Linked DNA regions of Homo sapiens: region 1 is linked to region 2. A link is a loop called in an ENCODE intact Hi-C map of the cell type or tissue named here. Cell type or tissue: mammary epithelial cell. All regions are shown on one strand.

What was found. Hi-C counts contacts between places; a loop is a spot of excess contacts. Peaks named below come from ENCODE experiments on the same cell type or tissue, not always from the same donor. Only the 100,000 strongest peaks of a DNase experiment are listed, where the experiment ranks them.
Region 1: it touches region 2 in a loop (6-fold over the local background); 3 of 110 quality-filtered maps call a loop at or near these places.

What each region holds. Positions count from the first base shown.
Region 1 is chr2:152,920,825-152,928,824 of GRCh38, reverse strand. No RefSeq gene overlaps it. Among named protein-coding and RNA genes, the nearest start is that of ARL6IP6, 210 kb to the right of the region's middle. In mammary epithelial cell, a CTCF peak has its summit at 2,773 (motif pointing left); DNase peaks (open chromatin) are centred at 2,754, 3,924 and 7,754; H3K27ac peaks cover 1,269 bases.
Region 2 is chr2:152,737,576-152,745,575 of GRCh38, reverse strand. The region is part of intron 3 of ARL6IP6 (ARF like GTPase 6 interacting protein 6); the gene reads right to left. Among named protein-coding and RNA genes, the nearest start is that of ARL6IP6, 23 kb to the right of the region's middle. In mammary epithelial cell, CTCF peaks have their summits at 2,380 and 4,640 (motif pointing right); no DNase peak of the experiment used is centred here.

The DNA.
Region 1 (8,000 bases), 180 kb before region 2:
CTCATTAACTTCTTTCTACCCCATAGTCTATTTTGCTGTATATTCCCTATCTCAGTAATTGACTCTTTGTCACTATTGTTTCCTTATCCAAGTCAAGAGCCTGAGAGTCATCCTTGACTCCCTTCTCTCTACCAACGCACAAGACTATCTCTGAGCTGTCCTCACTGCTCCATCTTAATGTGAGCCCTCATCATCTTTTACTGGACCCCTTCAATTTCAGTGGCTCTTTAAGGGTCCCTTGCCTTAAGTTCATGATTCTTTTACCCATCCTCTAGACAGCTGCTAGAGAAGCAACCTCTAAAAAAGTAAAAATATAACATTGATTGTGCTATTTTCCTTCATAAAACTATTCAGTGTCTCTCCACTAACCCAAAATAAATCAAAAGTAAAGACATAGTCAAACGTGGAAAGGTATCCTAAGAGTAAGAAAAGGTATGGCTTAACTTTGATCCTTAAGGGCACCTGGAAGGAACAAATCATTTTTCTTTTGGAGCTGCACAGTTTCTGGCACATCATTAAATGTTGAACGAATAATTGTGTGAATGAATAAGTGATTGAATATAGAAATAAGGTTAAAATTCAGACAGCTTTGCATTTTGTGGTCCAGCCTATATAAGCTCTACTCCCTGCCTCTCTAGTATTTGAGAAAGACAATTTGAAGTTGACATGACTATAAAAAAAAAATGTATCAAATACAACAAAAATATAGAGCTTGTGTTTGGCCGAAGTTTGTTAAGAATTATGAGATTAGGAACTCAGGCTCCAGAGATCAATAGACCTAGGTTTACACTCCAGCTTCACCATTTAATAGCTGCATGACTTTGAACAAGTGGCTTACACTCTCTTGATTTTGATTTCCTCATCTATAAAAATGGAGACAATGATAGTACCTACCCTGTTATGTGGATAAAACGAAATGATGCATATAAATCATTTAGCAGGTCCAGGTTCCCAATAGGTACTCAATAAATGTTAGCTTCTGTTATTTTTATTATTCACTATTTGCTCAGTATCTCTTCGCAAGTTCTCTCTCAGAACACTGGAATTCACTGGCTGGTACTGGGCAAGGAAGCTCTGCCACGTAAGTGCCTTCAGACAAACTGGCAAGGCTTTAGAATTGCTCTGAGAAAGACTGTCTTTCAGTTCTTTTGTTAACTGTTTTTGTAATTACTATTAATTGTAATGAATAGTAACTACCATTAATTGTAATTATTAGTAACTTCCAGTGCTTTATAGTTTATGAACTCCTTGTACCCATCTAACCCACAGAAAATGATGTGCCGTCAAGCTTCAGTGAAAATGACTTTTCTTTTAAGGATGACATTGATTCATAGAGACAACTTTAAAAAGTGAGGCATCTGATTATCTGGTCCATCTAATCTTCCTTCTGTGTTGACTCTCTTTCCACACTTGGATTAGTTTTTAATTAAATAAAAAGTTAAATTGTATAAAGACAAAAACCCCATTAGCAAATGTAAATGTTTAGTGAGATGTGTACTCTTTCTTCACTCGCTGCTTGATCTATGAGTCCAGAGTATACGGTCATCAACTACATCAGAAAGACCAGTAGGGCTGCTTTTCAGTATCAACTTTTGGTATTCAAATCACATAAAACCCAGCATTTGCTTTCCCTAATTTACTTGGTTTCCATGACTTGCTACTGAAATCATATGAAGCCTAGAGTTTGCTTTTCCTAATTTACTTCAAATTATATACTTTAGGCTATTAACCCAATTGAACATTACACAGCAATTCAAAAACAAATAAAGCAATAAACAACAATATATAATAGACAAATTCTAGCAATTAAGTTAAAAAGTAAAAATATTACATACCATATATATCCTTTTCATAAAACTAAAACAACTATAATTAAAATATATAATTTTTAGGGTTAGGCATGCCTATAAATATAATAAAAACTACATAAAAGGGACAAATAGGGAGTGATAAACATAGGATCAAGGCCACCAATTAGCATTTGTGGGAAGAGGCTGGAAAATGGAATAGGGAGTAAAGGCTATACGGTTAAATAAAGGTCATTTACAAGGAACTGCCTTTAGACCTGGTTTTAGGTTAGCAAATTCATGAGTGCTTCTTACATTATTAAAAATAATTATACAGACCAGGTGCAGTGGCTTATGGCCATAATCCCAGCACATTGGGAGGCCAAGGGAGGAGGATCACTTGAGCCCAGGAGTTCGAGACCAGCTTGGGCAACACAGTGAGATTCTATCTCTATTGCATAAAAATAAATCAATAATAAAATTTTTTAAAAATGTTTAAAAAATAAAAGATAATTATATCAATCTGTGTATCAGCTAGGATCTATGCAAGAATACAGAAACCATACTAATTATTTTAACAGAGATAACATACGGAATGGGTTAAATAAGTCTTTGAGGAATTCAAAAGCAAAAAAAGGAACATGAAGGTAGCATATATATGGTAACAAGAATCAGCTACCACTCTTAGGGCTAGAAAAATGAAAAAGGCCAGGATTATCAGAAACTGGAAACTCAGACAAGGCACCTCATGGAGTCTGAGAGGGGCAGCCTGCCCATCTTGCGCTGGTGCCTCTGGCAGGGAACAATAAAACTAGTCCTGAACGTGCCAGAAGAAGCTGGAAACTGGAACCAACTGACACTGTCAGGGTGAGAAGCCATGGATGAAGCAATGCTGACAGGAACAGCAAGCAGAACAGGGAAAAGCCAAGAGCCCCTCCCTTTGCCCTATTCCTGCCTTCTGGTCTCTCTGTGTGTGCTGCCCCCTACTGGCGAAACATAACAGGAGCAGCTGGCTAAGGAGGCACGTGAGGAGCAAAATCCCAGCTCCAGACACACGGGATTAGGGAAGGGTGGGTTAGGCACTGAGAAACAATAGCTTATTAACTGCCACAAGCAGGTAGGCGAGGTGATGCCGTCCAACAATTCAAAATCTCAAACACAACATAAGTGCATTTTCTGACCATACTACATGTCCAGTGCAGATCAGCCGGAGGACTCTGTTCATCATAGCCACTCAAGGACCCAGGTTGGAAAATGTTTCCATGATCACCATAGCAGGGGGAAGGGTGTATGGCGGATCATGCACTTGCTTCAGTGCTTCTGCTCAGAAATGATACACATCACTTCTGCTTACATTTTGTCAGCCCAAGCAAGTCACATGACCATACCAAATTTCAGAGTGTATAGGGAAATGCAGTCGAGCCACATGCCCAGAGGGCCAAGGGCCAGAAATATTTGATGAATAGTCACACTAAGAAAACAAATAAAAATGGTCCATGCATGAACTAATATCGAGAATGTATCATAAACAAAGAACTATAATCCAATTCTGGGAACCTAAATATATATATATATTTATATATATATATTTATATATATATATTTATATATATATATTTTTATATATATATTTATATATATTTATATATATTTATATATATTTATATATTTATATATATATTTATATATATTTATATATATATTTATATATATTTATATATATATTTATATATATATACACACACACACTCATAGACATATACATACTGTATATATATCTATCCTCTTTAACATTTTGGCATGCTAAACATAAGTGTGCCATAGGAGCCACAGCGAGACACACCCAGTCTCCAAGAGAGGTTAATGAACCAGATTGCAGGTCTGCAACATTACCTTTAAAAATCTTGTTCCCCAAACTGAAGCACTAAAAGAAGAACATGTTGATAACTTGAAAGATGCTTTTAGCACCTGAAAGAGAACAATATGACAACGCAAGGAGGATGATCCTAAACATGGAAAATCTGAGCCCCAGTATTGGCCCCCTTGACAGGGCTGCAGTGAACAAGGCTGACTCAGGCCAGTGATTCAAACAGGTTTAGTTTCAAGAGCCAATTTCTAATGTTTGGCAGTGGTTGCCAGGTGGTGTGCCAGCCAGCCTCCTTACACAACACTCCGACCTCATTTCCTGCAACTGTGGCCAGGAGTTGCTTCTTGAACCTCTGGGAAGCCACACCTTTCCAATTGGTTATAGCTAGTAATCATGTTTCACATTTACGTTTAACAAGGCAAGAGTCACACATTTGAATCTCCAAATCTCTCCCCTATCTGACTAATTTTTTAAGGCATACATTTGCATTTTTCTTCTCTAAACACTTTGCAGTTTGGCCTGTATCCTTGAAGCCGTCAGGTATAAAGAATGGAAGACAGCACATACCTGCCAATTTCATACTTCCTAAAAATAGGTGTCTTGGAAGAGACAGAAAAATATAGAAAGGCTTTCATTTTCCTATCATGGGAGCTACCGTTTCACCCCCTCCTACTTTTTAGCCATCATCTAAATAATAAGACAATCTGGCTGAGCCAAGGTGTAAGCACACTTCAGGCAGGTGTGCTTATTAGCACAGGACCTGCCAATGAGCAACCAGGCACTCATGGTGTGCTAAACCATCTTGAAGTGGCCCTCTCACAAGTTCAAAGTGTTAAACCCCCCAATTTCTGTCCTGAACCAATATGTAAACTTAAAAGAGAGGGACAGAGAGAGAGAGAGGACTTGATGCATGAGGGGAGGGATGTTAATGACCAGAGGCACCCTGGTATTTCCTGGCATCAACCCCAAATGTAATAAGGCCAGACCGCCTTAGTTCTTAGGTTTATTTTAGGATGCCCATTTTATAGACATTAATCCCTTGGCATTAGCTCTTCAACTAATCATCTTCCCAATACACCACCAGGAGCTGTGACTTAGGTGCTATGTTTGGCAGGGAACTGCAAGCAGCAGAAACTTAGTTCAAACTCGTTATGAAGAAAAGGTCCATGTGGACTTACAAATCTGAAGCGCATCTGGCACAGCTGGGTCCAAAAGTCCAACACTGTAGTCAGGAATCTGGCTCTTCACCTCTCAGGTCTGCTCTCCTCTGCTTGGCTTCCTTTTCAGGCAGTTTCTTCCAGTGTGGTGGCAAAATTAGCTACTAGCAGCTCCAGCTCCATTCTGCCCAGTTAGGAGTCCCAGCAGAAGAGAGCATACCTATTTCTCACCTTCATCAAAAGTACAAAGCAATAAGTTTCTCATGGCCAAATCCTGTGCCATATGAGAATCCTGGGAGCCAAGGTCAGGGTCAGCCTCACCCCCATGACTTGGACTTAGAGTGATGACAGGGTAGCTGCACAAAGAAAACCCAGGGAATGGGCCAGGCACGGTGGCTCATGCCTGTAATCCCAGCACTTTGGGAGGTTGAGGAGGGAGTATTTCTTGAGCCCAAGAGTTCGAGACCAGCCTGAGCAACATACTGAGACCCTATCTCCACTAAAAAAAAAAAAAAAAAAAAAAAAAAAAAATTGCCAGGTATGATGGCATGCACCTGGAATTCCAGCTACTCCGGAGGCTGAGGTGGGAGGATCGCTTGAGCCCAAGAGGCAGATGCTGCAGCGAGCCATGATCACACCACGGCACTCCAGCCTGGGTGACAGAAAAAGACCCTGTAGAGAGGAAGGAAAGAGAGGAATGGAAAGGAATGGAATGGGAAGGGAAGGGAAGGGAAGGGAAGGGAAGGGAAGGGAAGGGAAGGGAAGGGAAGGGAGAGAGAAAGTGAGGCAGGGAAGGAAGGAAGGAAAGAAGGAAGGAAGGAGAGAAAAGAAAAGATGGACAGAAGGAAGGAAAGGAAGGGAAGGGGAAAGGAAGGGGAAGGGAAAGGAAGGGAAGGGAAGGGAAGGGAGAGAGAAAGGGAGGGAGGGAGGAAGGGAGAGAGGGAACGAAGGAAGGAAGGAAGGAGAGAGAAAAGAAAAGATGGAAAGATGGACAGAAGGAAGGAAGGGAAGGGAAACAAAGGGAAGGGGAAGGGAAGGGGAAAGGAAGGGGAAGGGAAAGAAGAAGAGAAGGGGCAGGGGCAGGGAGGGGAAGGGGAAGGGGAAGGGAAGGTAAATATAAGCAAAAAAATTCAATATATGCCTAGTTCTTGGATGGCTGATTTAAGGATGTAGCCGACAGAGTTCTCAGGCACTGTCTAGTCAATCCCTAAGGCCCATTCAATAACACAAAAAATGTAGCAAAAAATAAATTGAAGATGAGGTAAAGAAAAAAATAACTGTAGTCTACTTTATTTTTAATATCATGGAAAGAAGAAAGGGATGGAGGGAGGATGGAATTAGAGGAGAGATGGAGGAAAGGAGCGACACATGGAGGGAAGGAGGAAGGAAGGAACCCAAGCACCATCTTTAGATCTAAATAAAATAGACTCTAAGCTCCATGCCTCAAATTGTAAAAATCCCAATACCTGTTCTAAGATTTCTATGAATTTCTGGGATGTTTCTGTTTTCATGGCGAAGTCGCTGAGTGGCCTGTGCTTCTTTTGCACACCATGACTTCTACCCGCAGCATCTCTCTACGCACCAATAATGGCATACAGTTTAAGGGAAGCTTCCCAGATCTCAGCGGCCTGTCGATACTGGCTGTTATATTACAAATGGCAGGGTTAAAGAAACTGCCTCTTGGATTTCCAAATCTGTAGCAAGCATCCAGGATGTCCCTGGAGTCTCAGTGCACACTCCTCTCCCCTCTGATGCAGTGATGGAAGTGCCCCTTGACTCTCAAGTCTCTCTGGAAAATAATATTTCCGCTTCTGCCTATAGCCCATCTCTCCACAGGGTTCAAACTCAAGTCCTTCAAACCAGTATGAGGACACAGCTGAGGCAAATACTATACTGTCCTCCACTCCTACCCTAATCCCTTAAGGAAAATTTTCTCCTTTCTTCATGGAGCAAAACCCTTGAAGTCAGTTCATTCAAGCACACCCACCCTCCATTCTCTTACCAGGTGACTAAACATTCCCAGACACATGAACCGCAGCTTGGACCTAGCCAGGAACTCTGCTAAGCACTGACTGATAGCAAAAGGACTCCCATCTGTACGTGAAAGATGTCTTTGGAGTTGTAATATTTTGACAGAAGGCCGTCTCAGGTTTCTTCCCTTGTCTCATCATAAAACACGAATGCTTCTGACTGCTTTCTAAAGTATTCTTACCTTAACTATATGAGGCATCCTTGATTGATCATAAGAAATGCCAGATTGCATTTTGCCGTGATAAGGCTTTTTTTTTGTTGTTATTATTATTATTATTTTGCTGTTTTTGTTAATTTTAGTCGAGTACATTTTTCTTCTATTTAGGTCCACAGCCCCAGTCCAGATTATCAGCTTTATTTCTGTATCTCTATATCTTACTCTCCTTCTCCAACTGCTACGATATGATGTTTGTGTCCCCTCAAAATTATGTTGAAATCTAATCGCCAGTGTGATGGTATTAGGAGGTGGGGGCTTTGGGAGGTGATCAGATCATGACAGTGGTGCCCTCATGAATGGGATTAGTATCCTATAAAAGAGGCTCGAGAGAGATCCCTTGCCCCTTCTACCATGTGAGGTTGCAGGGAAAAGACAGCTGTCTGTAAACCAGGAAGTAGGCCCCCACCAGACAGCAAGTCTTGCCAGCACTCTGATCTTGGACTTCCAATTTCTGTTGTTTATAAGCCACCCAGTCTATGACATTTTGTTCTAGCAGCCCAAACAAACAAAGACAGTAACTTAGCTTAATGTGGCCAATTTCCTCAGCGTGAGTGTTATAGTCCAAATGTTCATCAGGCAAGGAAAAATAAGGCTCAGACTCAAAGGACAAGGAGAGCTTAGAACACCCTATGTAACCTGCACAGAATGAATCAAAGCAAAGGCTGGTACACCGTGGAAGGCATGGTGCTATGGCTCACCCATGAGTCATATGGGATGAGTGGAAAAGCTAGCAGCACAGCACTAAATAAGGAGCAGTGGTGAAAGGAGCTTCAGCATCACCTTGGCAGCCAGACACTGTGCAGAAGACAGAGGTACCACTCCTGCTCTGAGCATATTAAAGTCTCCAAAACACAAATTAGAGAAGCCCTCACCTAAAAGGCACATTGTCCTTTTGAGAAAAAGTGGCAGATAAGGAGCAGAAATTAGAGACCCACTTACTT
Region 2 (8,000 bases):
ATTCACTGTGCTCAATGTTAAATCTAGTCTGCATGGAAAAGAAATTTCTAATTTGAATACTAACTAACCCACTGTTTTTGACCTCCAAGGCTTATATATATGCCCAAGTTAAGAACCTGTAACACTCGTATATTATTTTATGCTAAAGATGTCCACATATACTTATTTCCAAGGAGGGAAAATCAGTGCTTGTATTTAGTTATGAGGATAGGCTAACTGTATTAAAGAAAACTGAGTGCTGCTGGAAATTTCAAATTTCAAGCAATTCAAACAAAAATCAACTTGTTCCCTTTTCTTGAATTGCATATTATGATTCAACTGTTTTATTTGTTCTCTATCTTCCTAACCCTCAATGTGAAGACGTCAGAGAAAAACCCTAATAACAATATTTTAAAGACCCAAACTAATGTTGAATAGAAAAGTAACATTATAATACAGGATGCCAATACTGAATCCTGAATGTTCCAGGAAATTCACATGTCAAAGTATTTTACTATCTGCTGCTCCCTACTACAGTTAACAACACACTCTCACACACAAATGTTAGCATCTAATTACATACAGAACGCTTTACATAGGAAGTAACACATGTAAAAGAGTAATAGATCATGTTACTCTCTAAAATAGTTACTAAAAACAATTTACCAAAAATTAATTCAAACTAAAATTAACTTGTTCCCTTTTCTTTCTCACTTACAATTTATTTTGCAGATTCCAGATTGCATTGTAAGGCAATACAATTTTTTTAAACAAGGATGCATATAAATAATGTTACATTAAATAAAAATTAAATTAAAAGCATGTTTTCTAAAATTGAGTGTCTGGATATTTATCAAATGTTATTTGTGGTTGGAAGAAGAAGAAATGGAAAGATGGATAATTCATAGTGATCAGACAATAAAGATTGATAGCATGAGGAAGGTAGCAGATACCCGCTGATTTGTATATTAACTGTGAAATAATGCAAATTCCCAATCTAATCTCATAGATTATATTTTAGCAGGCATTTGTGAAAAAAAGACACCACTCTTTACCTTGGCATATGCCTAGAAATCATGATATAACACTAATAACTGAAGTTTCCCTGCATTTTGGCCATGAACCCTATATCAAATAAGCCATAAATACAACCAATAATATATCTAAAGAGAAGATACCAAACTTCAAATTTCTCTAAAAATGTAAGAGTAAATTCATGCTGACTTCTATAAAATAGACATTCAACTGTGTCTTCCAATCTGCCTAGGAAATGCACAAATGTAATTATTCAAAGGACACCTGAAGAATACTGTAGCTTAAAACTGAGTCTAGTTATGATAAAAATATAATAATTTTGTTTGACTTCTGGTAATTCAAAATGACTATCTGTGAGATGACTTTGAAGGTTTTGGTCTCTTTTAAAAGCTATCTAGGAAAATTTTAAATCATGCCTTTCAAAAATATTTTTAGCATAAACATAGATGTTCGAGGTCATTAAACTGAACAGAGTTATACTCAAGGTGGAGATTTCTTTTCAAAACAATTCAATCTATGCCTCAAAAAGACTCATGTTCACTTGTAAGATTCAGGATAAGAAATCTCTTAGCATAGAAGTCAACTGAAGATTTAAGAACTGAGACATGCTCCAAAAACTACAATGCTGTGACTGCAAGACATGCTATTTCTATAGCATTTCTCAAAACAGAGAGAAAATTATTTAAAATCAGTTTCTCACTGGATGATTCAACAATCCAAGCTTTGGATTCAGATATCCAATTCACCAGAAATCTTACTTTTATATACCTTTGATCAGCATAAGCTTGCAATTTGAAATTTCCAGCAGTACTTTATTTCCATTTATATAGTTGAACTATCCTCACAACTTTAAATACAAGCATTGATTTTTTTTCCTCCTTGGAAATAAATATCTATGGATATCTTTAGCATAAAATAATAGTCCTATTAAGGAGCTTCCTTGGCATAGTAACTCCCTTCACAATGATTTCAGCTACGGAAATCATTACATGCTAGGGGCGCTTGCCACTTTACTCTGTATGCTTAGGTTATACAAATTAACTAGACTTAAAATTAATAAACCAACTTTACTTGCCAAGAATGACTTATTTTGGAATCCCCAGGTTGTTTTACATTCCTACAATGTTAATGTCCTACTGTGAAGGTTATTTGAGTATATGCTGTTAAATTTGACGTTTGATCTAAATAGTGAACATTTTTTCATGTCAGCAATACGACCCATCACTCATGTTATCATTTTTCCACTAAGCTTATTACTATAGAGTAACATTTCTATCCTAGATGTGACATTTATTATCAGAGTGGTTTTTATTTCTAGCACACTGAATAACTATTAACCTGCAGCTACATACTTTCACCACTAGATGAAGCTTGAGCATAGGTGATGTGAACCGTGGAGTGCAGTCTTAAAGTGGAATACAGGTACTAGGAGAAAACAATGGAAAAGACAGAGAAAGTCTTTTGATTTAGCAATACTGTGGGGGCAAAACTGCCACATAGCAAAAGCTCAGAGTGCCTGTTAATTGTCAATAAAATGATGCTGTTTCAATTAGTGAAATTCCTCCTATTGATGATGAATTTCATAATGCAGAGGAGGTAAGTTAGCTAGTATGGTGAATAAAAATAAACAGTCAGTTGCAAACTATGTTACTTGCAAATTACTTGACTTTGTGCAAGTGGCTTAAACTTCTGAGACTTGGTTTCTTCATCTATTAAAAAATGGAAACACCAGACTAATAGTAACACCTACGAGATGGGTGGCTTAGGAGGGCATTAGTTCCCCCATAATGTTTAATAGGACTCTCTTAAGACATCCCTAGAAATCCTAGAATATTAGCTTAAAAGGTAGACTTGTTCAGGAAAATGTACTGTAAGGCACAGCTGGTATCCATAACTAACATTTTCCCAATCAAGAGGACTTTAAAGTTCTGCTGCCAATGGCCAAGCCTAGAATGAACCCCAAAGTTCTTTTTTTTTTTTTTTTTTTTTTTAAAGAGCGTATCTTGCTCTGTCACTGAGGCTGGAATGCAGTGGCACGATATAATAGCTCACTGCAGCCTTCAACTCCTGGGATCAAACAATCCTTCTGCCTCAGCCTCCCAGTGGCTAGGAATACAGGCTCATTTCACCACACCTGGATACTTTTTAAAATTTTTTGTAGAGGCAGCATCTCACTATGTTGACTAGGATGGTCTCAAACTTCTAGGCTCAAGCCATCCTCCCACCTTGGCCTCCCAAAGTGCTGCGATTACAGGCATAAGCCACCATGCCCAGCCCACGATTATCTTTAGAGTTCTAGCTTTTCTTTGCATGCAGTATTTTTCCACGGGTAGGTAACATAGTTAGATGCATTAACTCCTGAAAACTATAATTAAAGCTGATAACCAAAATGTTAAAATACTGACTATATATACACTGTTACATTTGTCTCTTGGAAATCACTCACAAAACCCAGACAATGAACAGGGAAAAGTGATGAGAAATGAACTGGAGATGTTGAGTAGGTAGTGTAGAAGAAGCAGGATAATGAATTATAACATAGTGAAACATGGGAATGCCTATTTAGATATTCCAAAAAATCTAAACTTACTGCCTCTGCCTCTTGTTCTTTAACACTGTTAACAAACCTTTAATAACAACCAAAACAAGACTTTCCATCCAGTCTACTGGATTAAATACACAAAGAAAAGGATAGCTTACTAATTGACAAGTTTATATATGTGATATTGCACTATACCTTTTGACTTAGCGAAGTTTACAAATACATGGAACCATCTTTCCAAAAAATATGCCTGTTGAAGTCCATTAAGTACCTATCTGGAAATATATCTTGCAAAGTTCTCTATCTTGTATTTCCTAAACATCTTGTGCTTACGTAAAAGTGAAAATTGCTAAGATTTATCTAATATATAACAGTAAACATAAAAAATTTGAATAAAGGAAAATGCTTTTATTTCTAATCTCAACCTCTTCTTATGAATTATTGACCCAAACTGATGATTTCATTAAATATGTCACCTAATATTTACTAAACAGTAATAAATGTTACTTTTTTTCTTCCTCTGAGGGGTTTGTTTCTAAGGAAACACAATTGATAGTCACAGTAAATATGGTCTTCTCAAATGGTTTTCCCACTTCAACTATTCTGTTAAAAAAAAAAAAACCCAGGTACTTAAGTCTGCAGAGATAGCAAAAGACTACTATTTTAACAAACCAGTTATATATGATTTATTTTACTCTCTTACAAAAAAGTATATACATTGTGATCCCAATTTCAATTTTTAAAATATGCATAAAGAATGGAAAAATATATGTTAAAATGTCAGCAGTAATTTTCCTTGATTATTTCCATTTTTCTTTTTCTTTTTTGGAATTTTCAATAAAGAATCTGAATTACTTTTATATAATTAGGAAAAATGCTTACATTAATATTATTGCTTATTTTAGGTGATAAAATACATAACCTGTCACAAAGATATTTTTATAAAAGTATGATGTCGCATATTGATAAAATATATCAATTTGATTTTGAAGAAAATAAAAGTCTGAAGATTTCAACTTTCTCAAAATGTGGAGAAGTTGTTTCCCTGTACAAGGACTCACTCTACTGGTGACATAGAGAATATACTTAATCTGACATTTCTGAAATAACGGCATATTTTCCATAAACACTAGAGGGCAGGGTTTTGACTATAAAACAACTTCATTTGTATTTGTGTGTGTGTGTAAATATTTCACTTATATTTGGGTATATATATCATTTATATTTGTATACATGTACACATTATTTTGTACAAATACAAAATGTATATACACATTATTTTGTATAATAAACTCCTGGGCTCAAGCAATCCTTTTGCCTCAGCCTCCCAGTAGCTAGGACTACATAATATATATATGCATTATTTTGTATTTATACACATTTATAATGTGTATATATTCTATTTATATACAAATATATACACATACACAAATATATATACACATCTAAATTTTGTATGTATAGAAATGAATGTGTATATTTTATATTTTATATTTTGTATTCATTTGTGCATACACAACATATATTTTATATACATTTCAAAACCATTTTTAGATTTATTAATAAGTACATAATCTAAGGCTCTAATATGACACCATTTCATATTAAAACTGGATCACTAGGCTGGGTGCAGTGGCTCATGCCTGTAATCCCAGCACTTTGAGAGGCCAAGGTGGGCAGGCTGCTTGAACTCAGGGTTTTGGGACCAGCCTGGGCACATGGCAAAATCCTGTCTCTACAAAAAATAAAAAAATTATTTGACATGCTGACACACCTACAGTCCCAGCTTATTAGAGGGTGGAGGCAGGAGGATCACTTGAGCCTGGGAGGTGGAGGTTGCACTGAGCCAAGATCATGCCACTGCACTCCAGCCTGGATAACAGAACCAAACCAGACCTTGTCTCAAAAAACCCAAAAACAAAAAATGCTAATTACTAATTGATATGGTTTGACTGTGTCCCCACCCAAATCTCATCCTGAATTGCAGTTCTCATAATCCCCACGTCATGGGAGGGACCTGGTGGGAGGTAATTGAATCATGGGGGTGGTTACCCCCATGTGGCTGTTCCACTAATAGTGTGTGAGTCTCTTGAGACCTGATGGTTTTATAAAGGGCAGTTCCTCTGCACATGCTCTCTTGCCTGCTGCCATGTAAGATGTGCCTTTGCTCCTCCTTTGCCTTTTGCCATGATTGTTAGGCCTCCCCTGCCATGTGGAACTGTGAGTCAATTAAACCTCTTTCCTTTATAAATTACCCAGTCTCAGGTATATCTTTATTAACAGTGTGAGAACAGATTAATACAGTAAATTGGTACCGGTAGAGCGGGTTGCTGCTGTAAACATACCTGAAAATGTGGGAGTAACTTTGGAACTAGGTAACAGGGAGAGGTTGAAATAGTTTGGAGGGTGCAGAAGAAGACAGGAAAATGTGGGAAAGTTTGCAACTTCCTAGAGACTTGCTGAATGGCTTTGACCAAAATGCCGATCTTGATATGGACAATGAAGTCCAGGTTGAGGTGGTCTCCAACAGAGATGAGGAACTTATTGGGAACTGGAGCAGCAAAGGTGATTTTTGCTATGCTTTAGCAAAGAGACTGGGAGCATTCTGCCCCTGCTCTAGAGATCTGTGGAACTTCGAACTTGAGAGAGATGATTTAGGGTATCTGGTGGAATAAATTTCTAAGCAGCAAAGCACTCAAGAGTTGACTTGGGTGCTCTTAAAAGCATTCAGTTTTGGCTGGGTGCGGTGGCTCACGCCTGTAATCCCAGTACTTTGGGAGGCCAAGGTGGGCGGATCACGAGGTCAGGAGATCGAGACCATCCTGGCTAACATGGTGAAACCCCGTCTCTACTAAAAATACAAAAAAAAATTAGCCGGGCGTGGTGGTGGGCGCCTGTAGTCCCAGCTACTCAGGAGGCTGAGGCAGGAGAATGGCATGAACCCAGGAGGCGGAGCTTGCAGTGAGCCAAGATCACGCCACTGCACTCCAGCCTGGGTGACAGAGCAAGACTCCATCTCCCAAAAAAAAAAAAGCATTCAGTTTTATTCATTCACAAAAACATGGTTTGGAATTGGAACTTATGTTTAAAAGGGAAGAAAAGCATAAAAGCTCAGAAAATTTGCAGCCTGACTATGTGACAGAAAAGAAAAAACAATTTTCTGAGGCAAAATTCAAGCCAGCTGTAGCAATTTGCAGAAATAATGAGGAGCCAAATGTTAATTGCCAAGACAATGGGGAAAATGTCTCCAGGGCATGTCAGAGGTCTTCCCAGCAGCCTCTCCCATCACAAGCTGGGAGGCCTATGAGAAAAAAATGGTTTCATGGGCCTTGCTGCTTTGTGCAGTCTCAGGACTTGGTACCCTGTGTCCCAGGCGTGGCTAAAAGGGGTCAATGTACACTGTTGCTTCAGAGGGTGCAAACCCCAAGCCTTGGTGGCTTACATGTGGTGTTGGGACTGCAGGTGCACAGAAGTCAAGAACTGAGGTCTGGCAACTTCCACCTAGATTTCAGAGGATGTATGGAAACGCCTAGATGTTCAGGTAGAGGTGTGCTATAGGGGTGGAGCCCTCATGGAGAACCTCTCTGCTAGGGCAGTGCAGAAGGGAAATGTGGGGTGGGAGCCCCCACACAAAGTCCCCACGGGGGAACTACCTAGTGGAGCTGTGAGAAGAGGGCCATCAGAACAGTAGATCCACTGACAGCTTGCACTATGTGCCTGGAAAAGCTGCAGACTCTCAATGCCAGCCTGTGAAAGCAGCCAGGAGGGAGGCTGTACCCTGCAAAGCCACAGGGGCAGAGCTGCCCAACATCATGGAAACCCACCTCTTTCATCAGTGTGACCTGGATGTGAGATACGGAGTCAAAGGAGATCATTTTGGAGCTTTAAGATTTGACTGCCCTACTGAATTTCGGACTTGCATGGGCCTGTAGCCCCTTTGTTTTGGCCAATTTATCCCATTTGGAATGGGTGTATTTACAGTGCTTGTACCGCCATTGTTATCTTGGAAGTAATTAACCTGCTTTTAATTTTACAGGCTCATAGGCAGAAGGGACTTTCCTTGTCTCAGATGAGACCTGGGACTGTGGACTTATGAGTTAATGCTGAAATTTGGGGGACTGTTGGGAAGGCATGATTGGTTTTGAAAGGTGAGGACATGAGATTTGGGAGAGGTCAGGGGCAGAATGACATGGTTTGGCTGTGCCCCACCCAAATCTCATCTTGAATTGCAGTTCCCATAATTCCCATGTGTTGTGGGAGGGACCGTGTGGGAGGTAATTAAATTATGGGGGTGGTTACCCCCATGCTGCTGTTCTCATAATAGTGAGTGAGTTTCACAAGATCTGACAGTTTTATAAAGAGCAGTTCCCCTGCACAGTCTCTTGCCTGCCATCATATAAGATGTGCCTTTGTTCCTCCTTGGCCTTCTACCATAATTGTGAGG